Regions from separate parts of the Mus musculus genome. Here region 2 is linked to region 1. The links are chromatin loops, found by intact Hi-C in ENCODE. Cell type or tissue: left cerebral cortex. All regions are shown on one strand. Links, peaks and the distances in the headings refer to the core of each region. The heading gives the core; the rest is flanking DNA.

What was found. Hi-C counts contacts between places; a loop is a spot of excess contacts. Peaks named below come from ENCODE experiments on the same cell type or tissue, not always from the same donor. Only the 100,000 strongest peaks of a DNase experiment are listed, where the experiment ranks them.
Region 2: a loop joins it to region 1, with 2.8 times the contacts of the local background. A loop is called at or near these places in 2 of 42 quality-filtered maps.

Annotation. Positions count from the first base shown.
Region 1 is chr15:55,003,671-55,012,031 of GRCm38, forward strand. No RefSeq gene overlaps it. Among named protein-coding and RNA genes, the nearest start is that of Gm2491, 21 kb to the left of the region's middle. In left cerebral cortex, for the core only: CTCF peaks have their summits at 4,343 (motif pointing left) and 6,272 (motif pointing left); DNase peaks (open chromatin) are centred at 4,319 and 6,208.
Region 2 is chr15:54,914,727-54,923,087 of GRCm38, forward strand. It overlaps Enpp2 (ectonucleotide pyrophosphatase/phosphodiesterase 2), which reads right to left and starts at 5,420. Exons shown (of 25, transcript NM_015744.4): 1 at 5,203-5,420; 2 at 4,873-4,972. The coding sequence starts at 5,235. In left cerebral cortex, for the core only: a CTCF peak has its summit at 4,302; DNase peaks (open chromatin) are centred at 2,611, 4,020, 4,256, 4,412 and 5 more places; H3K4me3 peaks cover 4,412 bases; H3K27ac peaks cover 3,763 bases.

The DNA.
Region 1 (8,361 bases), core at 355-8,354:
CAGAAAGATCAAAAGGCTATGATGTGACCGAGGTGTGGAGTGACTTTAAACCCATATGAAAAGAAAATTCAAAGAGGCTATGATGCTGTTGACAAGTACAGAACTTGCTTCGCATGAGTGTGACCTTCAATCCTCAGGACAGAGAAACAAATAGACAGAGAAACAAACAGACACACACCACAGAGAGAGAAAGAGAGAGAGAGAGAGAGAGAGAGAGAGAGAGAGAGAAGACTCCTAAGAGTGATGCTTTATAAGATTTTTCTTGTTTAAAAAGCTGAGGGGTAGAACATGAGGCCTCTTAAGTTTTCATTTAATTACTCTTACTATTAAAGGGTATCTGTGTAGCAAGAGTAAAGAGATGGTCAATTCTAGTACTCTTCGGTGTTTTTGAGCACCAAACATCCACTTGAAGTGAAAGACATCTTTATTGAAAATAAAACTTTGCAGTTAAAGAAAAATAGGCACGAAACTCAATTGTTCAATTAAGTACAGAAACCAAATACTGACCTTTTAGGGTAATAGTTGGCTCCTCCTCTCAGAGTGGAAAATAACTGCACAGGAATCAAATCCTGATGTGTGAACTATCCCCTCAAAGGAAGATATTCCAAAGACGTCCAAAGCTTTCGCCAGCCAGGATAGAGACATCTCTATTTCCCATTCAAAAGTCACCATTACTAATGAGAAGCACAACTTTCATATGAAGTATGAGTTTCAAGGAGTAAAGCTCCTCCACGCCCACCACCACATGGAAGGACCCGCCCACCACCGCATGGAAGGACCCGTCCGCCCGCGTTTGCAAGGTGTAAGGAACGTGGGACGACGTCTGCAAACGCCATATGAAAGAACTCTGCATAAAATGACCGTGCACAGAAGTATCTGGAGAGCAGATTTTTAATCAATGCCAGAACAAGCCTGTATTACATTAATAGAAATGTAGAACACATGCCTCCACCTCTCTTTGCTCGGCCACAAAAGGGGCAGAGCGTTCACTTCTGCCAGAGCGGAAGGAAGATAAGCTCCCTGAAGACGCAGCTGCTTCTGCAATGCAGGGGCCGCATGGGGACCTGGGAAGCTCAGGTGGCCCATCAGCTCGCACCTGGCCAAGAAGGAACATCAAAAAATCAACTGTGACAACAACCAGCTAACCAGCCAACTACTTATGGCCATGGCCACCATTTCACTCGAGGACTCTTAACCTAAAGTAGAGCTGGCACGTTTCCTCTCAAAGTCAAAGACTGTATTTAGGTGTCAAGAAGCCACCTTCACAGTGTCTATGGCTCACATGATCAGGCATTGTTGTCTCTTAGACTCAATTTCTGGACACAGTGTTTTTGTTTTTTTTTGTTTTTTGTTTTTTTTTTTTTTAAGATTTATTTATTGGTTATATGTAAGTACACTGTAGCTGTCTTCAGACACTCCAGAAGAGGGCATCAGATCTCATTATAGATGGTTGTGAGCCACCATGTGGTTGCTGGGATTTGAACTCCGGACCTTCGGAAGAGCAGTCGGGTGCTCTTACCCATTGAGCCATCTCATCAGCCCCCCCCCTTTTTTTTAAATTTTATTTTAATTTATTTATTTTTATTTTTTTATTTTTTGGTTTTTCGAGACAGGGTTTCTCTGTATAGCCCTGGCTGTCCTGGAACTCACTCTGTAGACCAGGCTAGCCTCGAACTCAGAAATCCGCCTGCCTCTGCCTCCCGAGTGCTGGGATTAAAGGCGTGTGCCACCACGCTCGGCTACAGTGTTTTTTAAGAATGTCCTCTGATATGGGAGGCAGGACATAGAAGCTTTAAGATGTATACAGTTAAGAATTTCCCACTAGAGCTGGAGAGATTAAAGCCCCAACTCACCAGCCTGATGATCTATTGATCTTCTCCCCAGAGAAAAGACTCCTCCACAAACATGCCTACTCTCTCTCTCTCTCTCTCACACACACACACACACACACACACACACACACACAAACAAAATTAATAACTAAGTAAATACTTAAACATCATCTGACTCCTCATGTTCAGTGGCACATGCCTATGGTCCCTACAGGAGGGCGATTATGGTAGGAGGAAAACTGAGGCAGGAAAATCAAAAGCCCAAAGCTCTTGGAATACCTAGGGAAAGCCTGTCTCAAAAGAATAAACAAAACTTCACTAAAGCCAGGTATGTGTCACTGACTGAGAGTCCAACCCTCAGAAGGCAGATGAAGGAGAATGGCAGTGACTTTGAGGCCAGCTTAGTCCATACGGTGGATTGCTGGCCAGCCGGTGCTACAAAGGGAGACCCTGTCAAACACTGACAGAAAGGAAAGGAAATCGTCACTTGAAAATTATCAAAGCACAGAACTGTGGCTCGAACAGAGAAACTGAGAAAGATCTCTGTACACCCAACAGAGAAACAGAGAAACAGATGAACAGATGAACAGAGAAACAGAGAAAGATCTCTGTACCCCCAACATGATCTGCCCTGATGTCTCATTGGTTTATGATCGGGTTCAGACTACAGGGTCCAGTGCGAGTGGCACGCGCATGCGCACCATCTACTGCTAGGCCCAGGCTCCTTGAAAGCAGGGCGGTAGACTCACGGGTGGATGCCCCTCCACCAGCCATGGGTTGCTGTCTATCAAATCTCTGTGACTTCTGATGATTGTGAAGACTGAAAAGGACCTAGAACTCACAGCAGCTGAGGGGCAGCCACAATGTGAGGCGGTCTTGGTAGCGGGGAGGGAGGTCGATGGGTTCAAAAGATATGAAAACAGTTTATAGTACTTCAGAAACTTACCCAGCTAACTATTCAATACCTTGTCCGTACTTTCAGAGTATATGCAGACTACTGGAGATGTCTTTTTTCAAAAACTGAACTAAAACCACACAAGGCTGTCTTTAAGACCCAAAGTAAAGACTTTTACCATCAGTCACAACAGAAATAGCGCTAGCAGCTTGGCAGCCGCTGAGACACCTTGAAACAATCTTATTTATTTTTCCATTTTTCAGAGTTGGGCCCCCGTTGAGATTGGGGGGATTTCTTTCAGGCCACAGAACAAGATAATCACAGAACTGGGAAGCAGAGCCCAAGCCCCCTGTCTTCCAGGACTTGATCTCTGCGTGGCTCTTTAGCTGGTAAAACCAGCTTCTACTTTCACGTTCAACTCAGTGCATGCAGAGACAATGCTTAAGTGCAGTGAGCATGGTGGCTAAATGGTTAAGGGTGAGTGCGCCTCATAAACAGGGTAATGGTGTGGTGACTCATGATCAAATGGGAAGGGCCCTTTACACACCCAAGTAACATGTTTTGGTGTAAAAGTTTATCTTGAGAAATAACAAAAAAAATTTTTTTTAATTTCTGACTCCTCCAACTTGTGGGAACCCTTCCCGTCTCTGCCACCCCCATGGTATCTAACATATATAATTACCAGGTTGTCTGGTATAGGAACCACTGGGGAGAAATTAAAAATAAAAATAAAAAAAGCCCTCCCTCTGGAGGATACTTTTCAGTGATTGAATGTGAGAAAATGAGAAGAAATCCAGTCCGGGAACTGTGAGCCACTGCCATATAAGCTTGCAATTCTCGAACCAAGCAAGAAAGACGATTGTATAAGTAAACGAATGGCAGTGTTAATTCACCAATGTTTCACATAACACCACAGTAACCAAGGAATCGACATATAAGAAAACTATAGTGGATATACGCAATTGAGGACAGCGTTTTCCTGACCACTGGAAAAGTGTGAGTTTTCATAAACGTTCTATGAGGGCTGGAGAGATGACTTGGTTGTTAAGAGCACCGACTGCTCCTGCAGAGGAGATGGGTTCCAATCCTTGCTCTCACATAATGGCTCTAAAGGAAGAGAACTGATCGACTGAATACATGTGTTAAAGGGCAATTAATTAGGCTGGCTTCCAGGACACAGTCGCAGTAGTCCAGTAAGGCTTTTTCACACTGAAGAGACTGAGAATCCAGACTTTGCTCAGTGAGGCCGGACATGAGGCTGGATGTCTTAACAATCCCAGTCTGGCCCTACAGACCTGGCTGATCTCAGGAAAAATGCTGGTCTCCCTCTACATTGGAAACTGGAGGAGGTAACAAACACGAAATGACACTGTAGCAACAGAGTAGAGGGACTCCCAGCTACAGTGAGGCCAACTAGGCCAAGAAGCACATGTCTCTCTTCCATGTCCGTTCATTTAGGCTGCCAGCAGAAGATGCTGTCCACACTGATGGCTGGGTCTGCCTGCTTCACATAATCAGACCAAGAAAATCTTCCACTTCAGAGGGTGCCAGTGGCTTGAATTTTAGTTGATTTTGGTTCCAAGGGCTCCAATACCCTCTTCTGGCCTTTCTGGGTACTGCACACAGGGTTGTGGTCCACATACCCGACATGTGGGTAAAACACTCATACACGTAGAATAAACAAGTGGAAGAAGGAAAGAACAGACAGGAAGAACAAAGGGAAAGGAAGAAGGAAGAAATGATGGTTACTTGAAACCTGAAAGGGCCCCACCAACGCAGGTGTCTGAGTGGAGTCTACATTCCAAGCCAAGTGCTCTCAAAGAGGAAAGAGCCAATAGTCCGGGAGGAGTCTGGGCTCCTGCTTCTTTAAGGTCACGTGACATAGGCTGTGCACCAGTGCTGATGTCTCCTTTAGTGACTAGAGAGTGCTGGGCGCACGGGCTGCAGCAGCCCCAAGGAGGAGCAAGACTGTCAAAGTGATTGTATAGTACGTGCGGATGCCTTCTGAACACTCCTACAGTTTGTTAATTAGAATTAATTTGGCTGATTAAATTTTTCTTCCAGATTATAATCTATGAAGAAGTAGGAGGCGATGTGCTATTCTGGAAATAAAACATTAAGTTAAAATCATTTAAAATATTTCATTTTATTTTATCACCATATGTGTGTGAAGGAGAAAAAGAGCTAGAGGGGAAAGAGGAAGCCCAAATGTCATCCATGTGTGTGGAGGTCAAAGGACAATTTTCTGGAGTTCGTTCCCTTCTTCCATCTTTATGTGGATTCTAGAGTTTGAACTGGGGTGTCACCAGGCTTGCTCAGTAAAAGGTTTCCCTGAGCCAACAGTCACTGAGTTACAATTCTGAGCTTTCTACTGCCTTAGCTGGGCAACCTCAAGTTTTGTCTCGTTCACGAATTTATCTCAGTAACTACACATAGAATGTAAGTAATAAATGCTGAATGTATTTTAATTACTTATTTTACACTCAATTGTTCATGTGTAAAACAAGAAAAGGCACACATAAGGCAGGTAGCAGAGAGGCAGGTACAATGGTTAGCAAGCAGACATGATGAGGCTATGCAGGCAATGTGTCACATGATGCAGATGCGTGAAACCTCAGCACGTGGGAGGCAGACACGGAAGGACCCCCGTGGTTACACAGATTTCATAGATAGTTTGAGGCGAGTCAAGACTATAATGAGACTGTGTCTCAAACAGAAAAACAGATTAAAAAAAATAAAAAGAGGTGATAGGGAGGGAAGGAGGGAGAGGGGTCGAAAGGCTTGTTTTAGTTGTTGGGATGGAAACCCGTCAGTTTGCCACTTATGACATGTGAGTAGGTGGTCTCATACGCTGAAGGGCAGCAATGAGAGGTTGGTCACCCTCAGTGCTTGTGAGCCCACCACAGGAGCGAGGGATACTACAGAAAAACAGAGAGCTTGCGATTGTTGTAAAAACTGACGTGGCATCCAATGAGCAGAGATCAGAGACGTTCAGTGTGCAGCGCAGTGTTGGGCGCTCCTCTCCGAAACGCTGGGCCTGTGCTGTGCTGCTCACACGCAGCACCGCAGTCTTTAGCGCTGTCTACAGTATCTCATCCTTCAAGTATCCTTCTCGATACAGCACCCACAACAGCCTGGCGATTGGGAAATAACTGCAAATGAATTTTCACTTACCTCCATTTTCTTCAGTCACAAATAAGCAGAAAAATAAACATCCAGGTTCCGTATAAAAGGTATAAAACAGGTTCGATTAAAACATTCTCCCAGGGGCTGGTGGGACACTTCAGTGAGTATCGTGGTTCACCACATTGACAGGATGAAAGATAAAAATGATAGAATCAATTAATCATCTCAAGAGATGGGAATTTTGCAAAGCTGGCACCTTTTCAAGATTTAAAAATAAACAAACAACCAAAAATCCCTAGAGGGGCTGGAGAGCTGGCACTTCCTGCTCTTCCAGCACTTTCTGCTCTCCCCAGAAGCCATGTTAGGTGACTCCCAGTAGTCTGTAACTCTATCTCAAGGGGATCTGTCACCCTCTTCTGGCCTCCATGGTACACATACATGCACATAAAAATTAAAGGATAAATATTTTTAAAAACACAAAACTCTAACAAGAACATGAAGTATAGAAAGACTATACTCTGCATCTAAAGGCTTTAGGACAGAAGCCCACAGCTAATGGCGAAATATTAAACACTTTCCTCTAAGGTCTAGAACAAGGTAAGAATTCCCAGTCCACACTGGAGAAATTAAGAAAGGGAAAGAAGCTACCAAGAAGGAAAGACAAAATGAAATGTCGCTGTTTGCTGTTCACACAAACCTAGACAGGGAAGGCTGTAATAAATATAGATGCATGTGCACATGAACACAGGCCTGCATGCAAACACATATGCATAATTAGAACATGCATAATTAATCAATGAACATAGTAAAACCAAAGGCTACACATTAACGGTACTGTTTCTACACTAGCCAAAAACTATCCAAAAAAGAAATCAAAAGAAAAGTCTCATCGATGATAATAACTAAAACAAAATGTTCAGCAATAAATTTACCCAAGGATATAAAAGACCCACACACAGTAAAACTACAAACCACTGATGAGGGAAACCAAAGGCACAAATAAATGGTGATATTTCATGTTTATAAACATAAAGAATTAATAGCTCAAATGTTCGTGCTACTAAAATTGATGTCCAAATTTAGTACAGTGCCCATGGAAATTCTAATACCAGTTTTGAAATAAACACCCCACTCCTTAAATTACATATGGAACCAACCACAAAAGAAACCCATCAGTCCAGGTGATCATAAAAAAACACACACACACTCATACACACTCATACACAAATACACATATACACATAATATACACACACAGCACGAGGACATATTACCCTTCAAACTATACTGCAAAGCTATGAATAATTAGTATATAACACTGACACATCAACCAACAAAACAGAACAGAGGGCCCAGAAATAAATGCATGCATGTGTACTCAGTAGATTTCCAGCAAATATACCAGGAACACAGAATGACAGCCTCTTCAGTACATGGTAGTGAAAGCTGGAATTCTACATGCAAGAGAATGAGAGAGGATTTAACGGTCTCACACCATATATAAATTCAACTCAAGTCAGAATGAACTTTCTGGACTTAGAAGTCCAGAAACTAAAAGCACTATCAGGACACAGGATAGAGAAGCTCACATGACACAGGTGTGTGCAATGACTTGTTTTTTTAAGCACAAGAATACAAGAAACAAGCCGGGCGTGGTGGGCCTTTAATCCCAGCACTTGGGAGGCAGAGGCAGGCGGATCTCTGAGTTAAAGGCCAGCCTGGTCTACAGAGTGAGTTCCAGGACAGCCAGGGCTACAGGTAAAACCAAAAAAAAAAAAAAAAAAAAGAACACAAGAAACAAAAGCAGAAGAAAAGGAAAACAAAAACAAAGCAAACTCAAACTCAAATAGACACATGGGATTATATGAAAGTAAAATGTCTCTTCACAGAAAAGAAAATTCAAAGAAATAGCCAATGGACTGGGAGAAAACATTTAACCCAGACATCCAGTTCAGGGGAATGCCCAAAATATATAAGGAACTCAAACAATAATAGCAGACGAACAAAAACCCCACACCTTCAGAGCTGCTGATGAACATACGCCAACATTCGCAAATGTTCAACATTTGTATATATATTTTTTTTTTTAAAAAGTGTCATTAAACGTTAAGGAGATGCAAGTCAAAGTCACAGTAAGACAACATCTTATACCTGTTAGGAAGTCTTGTTACCAAAAAGACAAGGCCAGTGCTGGCAGGAATGTTGGGTAAAGAAGGAAGGGATATGACCTAGTGGGTATCTTGCTCACTGTCCATGCATGAGGAACCAAGGCCAGGTCCCCAGGTCTCATGCAAAAAGGCAGGCTTGGCTGTAGACAGCAGCCACCCCAGTGTTGACGGGTAGACAGGCAGCTTTCGGGGGTCCCTCAGAAAGAGCTAATCCCACGGGGATCCAACTCTCATGCCATAATTGCATTCCAAATCCCTACGCTTCTGAGGCAACAGGATCTGGAAGGGAGGTTTTAATGATGACATTTTCAGAGGACACTGACCCTGGGACCATAGAAGC
Region 2 (8,361 bases), core at 361-8,360, 89 kb before region 1:
TCCGCCACTCCGCCACTCCGCCACTCCGCCACTCCGCCACTCCGCCACTCCGCCACTCCGCCACTCCGCCACTCCGCCACTCCGCCACTCCGCCACTCCGCCACTCCGCCACTCCGCCACTCCGCCACTCCGCCACTCCGCCACTCCGCCACTCCGCCACAAGCTGGAATGCTTCCACCTCCCTCTTTTGGAATACCTAACCCATTCACTCTCATTGTCCTTTCTTGACTTAGCTGCCCCTCACCCTTTTTCTGAGGGCTTTCACATCATCCCTTAGCAAGCACGAGTTAATACACAGATCTCTGTGGCAGCTTTCACTGCTTCCTAAGTATAGAACTTTCTAGTCTCCCCCTCTTCATAGCTGCTGGGCCAGATCTCGGGGGGGGGGGGGGGGGGGGGGGGGATGTGCTCTAGAGGTAGGGGACAGAGACAGAGGAAGAAATGGATAAAGGGGTCCACCTGGCAAGTTGGCAAACACCTGCCCTCAGGAAACACTGTGTCAATAAACACAATATATTCATATGTAGAAAGACTTCACCAACTGCAGGAAAACAGAATTCTGTCATTTAAATGGAAACTTAACATTTTTAAATTAATCTCTAGACCCTTTAAATAGCTCTCAATGTAGTTAATTACATAAATCCGAATAATTTGCAAACCTGCCAGCAAACAAGAACCTTGTCAACTTCCAATCAGGTACTATTTGTTGACTATCAACTACAAACGTAGATACCAGCCCCACCCTTAATCAGACATCTTCTCTAACTCACATTCAGAACGCAGAAGCTTCGTCACCCACCTTCCCCGCCGTACATTATGCTCAGTGGCATTTTGCTATAAAAATCTATCTTCTAGTTGAAGAATCAAACCAGTACCTTGCCTGTCAGCCAGCTGCGGTGCAGCTAAGATTTTAGAACATCACAACACAACTGCGCTACTTATCTGACTAACAGAAGGAGGTTATTTGTTGGATTCGATTGGTTGATACAGGGTCTCTCAGTGTAGTCCAGAAGAGCCTCAAATTTGCGACCTTCCTGCCTCAGGCTCCCTATTCTTGGAATTAGAACCATTAGCTAAGTTAATTATAGCCATTAACTAAGTACTGCATTCGTTAGTAAAGCACTTAAGTAAAGAGTTTTCAAATTTTATAGAGGCTGTAAATTTTGGGTGTTGTCTTCCAATCACGATTTTGAAAGACTGGTTGATTTTTATCAGTTTAAAAAATCTCGTGATTTTTTTATGGGATTCTTGTGTGTGTGTGTGTGTGTGTGTGTGTGTGTGTGTGTGCGCGCGCGCATCTTTATGTTTCATGTACTTTTTCTTTGGCTCTTTTTCTTCTGTTTGTTTTGTCCTATGCTTGTTTGCTTGCTTGTTTTATCTTACTTTATTATTATTATTTAGATGCCTATTTGTTTTCTAAGGAAAAACAGAAATACTGTGGATTCAGACAGGAGAGGAGGTGGGGAGGACTTAAAAGGAGTTGGGGGAGGGAAACCATAATTGGAATGTACTGTATGAAAAAATCTATTTTCAATAAAAGAAAAATCAAGGAAAACAAAAAAACAAAAAAAAATATGTTGAACAAAGCACACTGAAGTTTCAGATATAGAAACATTATCGAGAATTCTCAGCTGTATTAAAAAAAAATGGAGAAATCACCACCCTGAGCCCCACTCCACAGTCAACTGTAAACCCAATGGCGTCATTGAGTCTTAACTCGGGTGACCTCATTTTATTGACTCAAACTCCTCAAATTCTGTGTTCAGTCTAGCACGCAGTCACGCCGAGTGGTACACCCCATTTGGTCACTGTCCTCACAGAGTGATGGCTGATCATCTCTCAGTTCTAGATCTTCCTGCATTCTGCTGGAATGTTATTGAAAGTGCTCTCAACTGTACACTGAGACTCCTAAAATTATCAAGGAACAAGGGGCTCCTCGTCCCTAGCAACCACTTTGCATTTCCCAATAAAGTTGTTAGCTGTGCTCTTCGTCTCGTATTTACCCACAAATTCGTCACTCCCGTGCTCTTAAACTTTCCTTTCAAGCCCATAAAAATGGCGATAAATTAGACCGAGTTATCAAATTTTTATTATCCAAGTATTCCCAAGCTCACAAATGCCATTTTGTCAGTCAAGAGTCACATGGCTTCTATTTCAAAGAGTGTCCATGGCTACTTGGGGACTGGAAGAGTATTGAAAGGCGCATAGCTTCTGTCACGCAGACTCCTGCACAACTCCAGGCACGCCAATTCCATGTGTGTGCCTGTGTGTAGACAACTGCATGCACACACATTTTCTTTCCATTTTATAGATAAACAGAGTGACCACGTCGGATGTTTAAACAAAGATCTCCAACTCAACTGCACTTATTGTTCCTTTAAAATGCTATTTCTGCCACCCTGCTGACCTTAGTGTCCCTTTTCCAAGCCTTATAACTCACTCTGGTCATTTCACACCTCCTACACATCCCAGGATCTGAAAGAGGTCTCATCCCCCTCCTGCTTCTAGTAGATCATCAGGTCCTAACAAGAAATCCAGCTAAAAAGTGTACTAGTTAATTAATTATAAGTTTTTTTCCATGGTCACAACCTTGGAGCAGACATCTCAGTTCAAAGTGTACCAATGAGAGTATTCATGCATGCAAATGTTCTCAGCTGTTGCCCAGGAACCCTGAGGACTAATCAAGAAGTTGTATGCTTTTGAATGGTGGTTCTTGCTCTGGCCACATATAAATGAACAGTCATTGCGTTTCTTGTTTGTGAAACACCTGATAGCACTGAATTTGCAGGATATCTTTAGAGCCCAAGCATGCTGTGATAAATAAATAAATAAATAAATAAATAAATAAATAAGATCCTAGGATGCTTTCTCTTTTGACTTTTATTTTTTAAAGTGTAGAAAAAGATTCACCCAATGTTCTCTGACTCAAGTTTTGCTAATAGAACCACCTATCACTAGTATTATTTAGGAGGTTCCCCCTTGCAAGTGTAGTTAGCAATTTAAAAAGATAGAAAACCTGTCTACACTCTGCCTTTCCCGATTTCTAAAAGGAATCTTTTGTCTTTTCTACTTAAGCAGAAATGAACCCCAGTGTGTAGACAGCAGGTAAGCTGCATCACAAGAAAGCTTAAGAAGAAAAGCCACATAAGTCTACCAAAATCCTGAAACTCGGATATAAACTGTGTGGTGCCCTAAAACTAAGCTTCACGGAGATGAAGTGAACTATCACTATACACCCTAAGGCTCCAGATACTGATTCCATTAACAAGTCAAGAAGCAGTACTCTGTAGTAGGTCTAACGCTATCTAATTGATCAGCAGTACTGTAGACTAGACTAGTTTCCAGAAGTAATATTGACATTACTTGTCTTGTATCTATTCCCTACAACATATGGAAGTAGTTTATTATATGAGCAGTGTTTTCAGGGACTAATACATTTAATCCATACTTTTCACATTTTCTGGTAGAGATCACACACATTTAATAGGAGATGAAACAGGATGGAGGAAATGTTTTTTTATTATTTTATTTTTAACAATCTAGAAGATAAAGTCTTCTAAACTGATGCTCATTGCTGAGGGCTGAGGCATTACAAGTGACTTGCCTGTGAAAGGAGCACTTATTAATATGGACTCAGGGTCCCAGGCTGGTACTTTGATGATCCATAGTCCAAAAAAAAAAATAATGGCCAAGTTTGAAAATAATGCAGTCATCAAAGAAACAGCATCGATTCCTGCCACTATCATTTAAAGAAAGCAGAAAATTGGTTCCTTTTCCGCACAGTGGAAAGACCCGGCCATGGGCTGTCAGAGCTGCATGCTCAGGCCAAGGACCTAGTCCCCTGTCACAATCAGCCTTAGCGAGGGTCAAAAAGAAGGCTTTGAAGACAGTGTTTGCCTCCAATAAAAACAGCCTTCTCTTCTGGCCCAGCAATCCCTCTCCTCTCTCCCCAAAGAAACACAATGCAGTTTTGTCCCTCAGGCTCCCCGGGGCCACAGTTTTTTAAGATCTGTTTTCACATTCTTTCTCCAAAACACACTGCAGCTCCTTCACCCTCATCACCTACTGTACCTTCAACCTTCTTCTCAAGCCTAAGTCAGATAACTTGCCATGTGGAAGATTCAGTATTCCACTATGCCTCATTTAATAATACACATTTATGGTGGTATAAAGGCAGGTGGTGTTTCATAGAGTGCCAATCAAGAAACACAGAGAAACACCAAATTCCCGGGGAGACAGAAGACATACTGTGATGTCAGAGAAAGGGAAGAAAATATTGCCCCCTAGAGTACCTGTCATTTCGAATGCAATTTTTAATTCTGAAACCATCAGCAGCTCCAATTTCCAGGAAATTAACCAAGCCATTGCTTAAGACCAGGTCAGCTAGGCCCCCTCAGCCTGCACAAACGTTCCTTTATGAAGCCCCACTCCGCTGGGTACAGCCCACTGCAAAGGAGCCCCATTCACTCCAGCTGTGTTAGTTAAGTCAGCTCCGAAAACTCACCTTGCCTTCTTCCAGAAGGAAACACAGCGATCACAGATCTCCTCTCTAAACTCACCTTGAGGGTTCCCCTAGTCTCAGTAAATCTTAGTCCCAAAGTTATAAATAAATTTCTAGTTTCACTTTTAAAAAAAAAAGTTTATTGCCTTTTTTAACTTCCTTTTTTCTCATTCCTAGGATAGAACTTTCTGATAGCAAATAATGTACTTTACACAACACAGCCGTCTCAACCCTCTGTACCACCACGTGGAACCTGTCAGCCCCATCCTTCTCCAACATTAAAGCGATAACCTATTCTCACCTTGGGCTAAATGTATCGCCCTGCACAGTACTGTTAAAGAAACAAAACTGCTAATAACGGATACTCTTACCTGTGGGAGGTCCTTCATCCCATTCGGCCCTCTTAATTCGACTTGCTGTGAATCCTAAGCAGAGATTGACGCCGATGGCAAAAGTGAACAAGGATATTACCTAAGGGGATAAGGAGATCAAGTTGTCAAACACAACTAGATTAGATGCATTCAAAGTGCATGGAAGCAGTTCAGATGACCCTAACAACCCGAATCCTGCCAATTCGGAAAGGCATTCTCAGATGATGTCTGAATTTGAACAAGGAAAAAGAAAAAAGAAAAAAAATCGAATTCAAATGGTAGTGATCGGAGAGATTCGGCACCTCGCTAGTCACCGTACCATCCTCCTACCTGGTATGACCCGAAACAGCCTTGTCTTGCCATGCCGAGGGATTCTTGGAAAACCTCTGCAGGGTGTTCTCTGCTTGCCCTGAATGCTCTGCTTTCGGGGCTCTGCGTTCAGGCTGTTAACTCCAAGCAATCCCACCTGGGAAGTTGACAGGCGCATCTGATTCGTGCAGAGCTCGATTTCATCACAGTTGGTTCACAAATTGCAACTCTGAGCAGAAGAGGCTTAAGGCAACATCCTTCTTGGCCCCACCCCCCGACCGGCCCCTCCCCTTGAACAGACACTTTCATGTGGTATCCTTTGGCAACCGGAGGACTTCTTGTGTAGCTGTGGCCAATAACAGTGCATGTTCGATTTTTTTTTTCTTCCCTCTCAAATACATGGTTTGTCAAAAGAGAAACCAAATGTACTTTATCCGATAAAAATGAATCAGAGCTGCCCAGAATTTCCCATCAGCTCGAAGCGTTTACTATGTAGTTATTTGATGCCCTCAACCCCCCAACTTCAGGGTTTTTTTTTTAAACAAGGGGGGGGGGTACAATTTATAAACCAAACAAATCTCTGTCTTTACCATTTGTTTATTTTTCTGGCAGTTGGAATGACCCTGTATCTATATAAATACATTGTCAGCTACTTCTGATTCCTTGGGAGCTTCACACAATGGGAGCTTCCAAAATTGCAACTCACACGAGAGATAACATTATTTTCCCTTCATGTTGTTAAATTTTACACTAGTAACTTTTATCAAAATACTGGGGCTGCCAGCTTAAGCTGCATAAAGCCCTTCTGAGTATGAGAAACAGACAATATCATTCCAGTCTCTACCCATTCCTGACAAAAGTCAGCTTGTCTGTGGAGTGGGGGTGGGGTAGGACGCAGGCATAAAGGACAGTAGGGGAGGGAGCTTCATTAGCCTTGAATTTAGCTTGAAAGTGGCAATGGCTGCAAGAATTCCTGTCAAATGCGCATCTCCTTTGAAGAGACTGTCCCGGGAGGCTCTTGTGTGTGTTGAAGCTTCTATCCTAAGCAATTTTGCAACTTGGCAACCACACCAAATTTAGAAGCCTCTAAATCGGAAAGTCGTTTCCATATTATATGCCTTTAGGATTCAAATGAGGGGAGGCTTGTTTTTGGCTTTCCCCTACCGGGCCCCTTGACGATCATTCTTGCAGAGCACATATGTGCATACGTAAACAAACAGGAACCTTCCAGGCAGCAACTGCTTAAAGGAAGCCCCCGTGGCTCTGCTCGCATAAAACCCGATAGCACAAAAGCCAAGAGCTTGTTTACGTGGATCGCAGAGTAAGCCTGGGTTTCATTAGAAACTCTAGAATTTAGTAAACAGCTCATTGAAAAGAAGAAGAGACACTGCCAGACACTCAGTGGCTCTTCTAGGATCCTCTTAGCTTTGGACTCTCGCAGAGCGGGCAGGCTATGAATTTATCTACAAGCCTCTTGCTTTAGTCTGTATGCCAAGCTAAACTGATCTGGAGTTCATTATTTAGCAAGGCTTCTAAAAGATGTTAACCCCATGTAAGGTTTTTCTACTATATATTCCATCTCGAGATGCAAATCTGCTGTTCTCAGGGAAATCTGTAAACCAAAAGGAAATCATTGGGTCTGCACTGTTATTTCAGTGTACCCTGCATGCTACAGAGGATCTGAAAACAAATGGCCTCCTTTTCTCTCCAGCCTCCCCAGCCTGTAGGTCCCAGAAACTTGAGACTTTCTCTGACATAGAAACCCATCTCTAAGAAAACCTAGGCTCTCCTTGGAAGGAAAAAAAAATACAGCTCAGAAACTGAAGATCATTTTGTATTTTGTTGTTTTATTTTTATGGAAAGCAAACTAGCTGTGCAGGAGAGAGGGGGCCACAAAGCGTGAGAGCAAGTTGGTCACGTATATCATGATCTGTACAGCACTGGATTACCCATTGATCGAAAAGGATCAAGATGAGCCACTGTTTCTGTGAGCCATTCTGCCAAAGAATTGTATTTTCACCCAGATCACTGTGCATCAGGGACTGGACAAAGCATGCACACATGAGCATGCACACACCTACATACACGTGCATATATACAAATATACACATGCACACACATACACATGTACATACACATACATGTGTACACATAAACATGCACATACACATATAAGAATATACACAGGTGTCTAAATGCATACACACCATCTAGCTATAGTTAAGCAAATTGTGTGTGTGTGTGTTTTATATGTGCATATGTATATGAAGGTATATGTGCTTTCCATGTGTGGAAGCCACAGAAGGGCTTTGAGTGTCCTTCCTTATTACTCTGTCCCTTATTCTGTTGAAATAGGGAGTCTCACTGAAGCCCGAGCCAGGCTAGCAGCCAGAAGTCCTCAGCAATTCTCATGTCTCCACCCCCAACAGGGCTGCTGGGCAAGACAGAAAGCAAGCAGATTTTTACTACAAGGTAATCATTATAGATTAGGCAGTCAGGAGGATAGCCTTATCTTGGCATCGAATCAACTGTAAAACACAATTAACTCTCATTATCTCAAATAAAGAAAACTCTGAGCCTGGTAATGTAGACAATAGGTCAAAAAAAATCCACCTAAAATACTAGACTACAGTACAAAATATTTCAAAAGAAATAAAGCTCACCTGTTATTGTGTTTAAGGTTTTGACACACATCGCTGGCTGGCTCAATACAGCAAAAAGAATATAGGGGCGAAAAAAAGCTGTAAACGTCCAGTGTGGCTTATGAACCCAGCATATTTCAGAGAACACTGCCCTCTGGCAGAGAAAACCCTAACCCTGTAAATACCTGGTAAGCAACTTGGCCTCAAGAACACTCTAGTCTCCAACGTTATGGCCCATAAGGATCCCCCTGAGGAGCAGGTATTAAAATGTGATATGTATGCCTTGTCCCGAGATTCTACTCCACTGGTTCTAAGGGGTAAGAGAAGAAAGGAGACTTTAGGGGACAGACAAGAAGGACACAATGGTTTGTTCTGATACAAGCCATGCAAGGACCACATTTAGGAAAACATAAGAATAAACGACAGTGACTTGATTGTCAGTGCCTCACATGTCGAACGGCTGGACCTAATTCATAATCTAATTTTAATCTATTACTAATAGTGTTCACTGGACTTTAACTTTCCATCTCTCAATGAC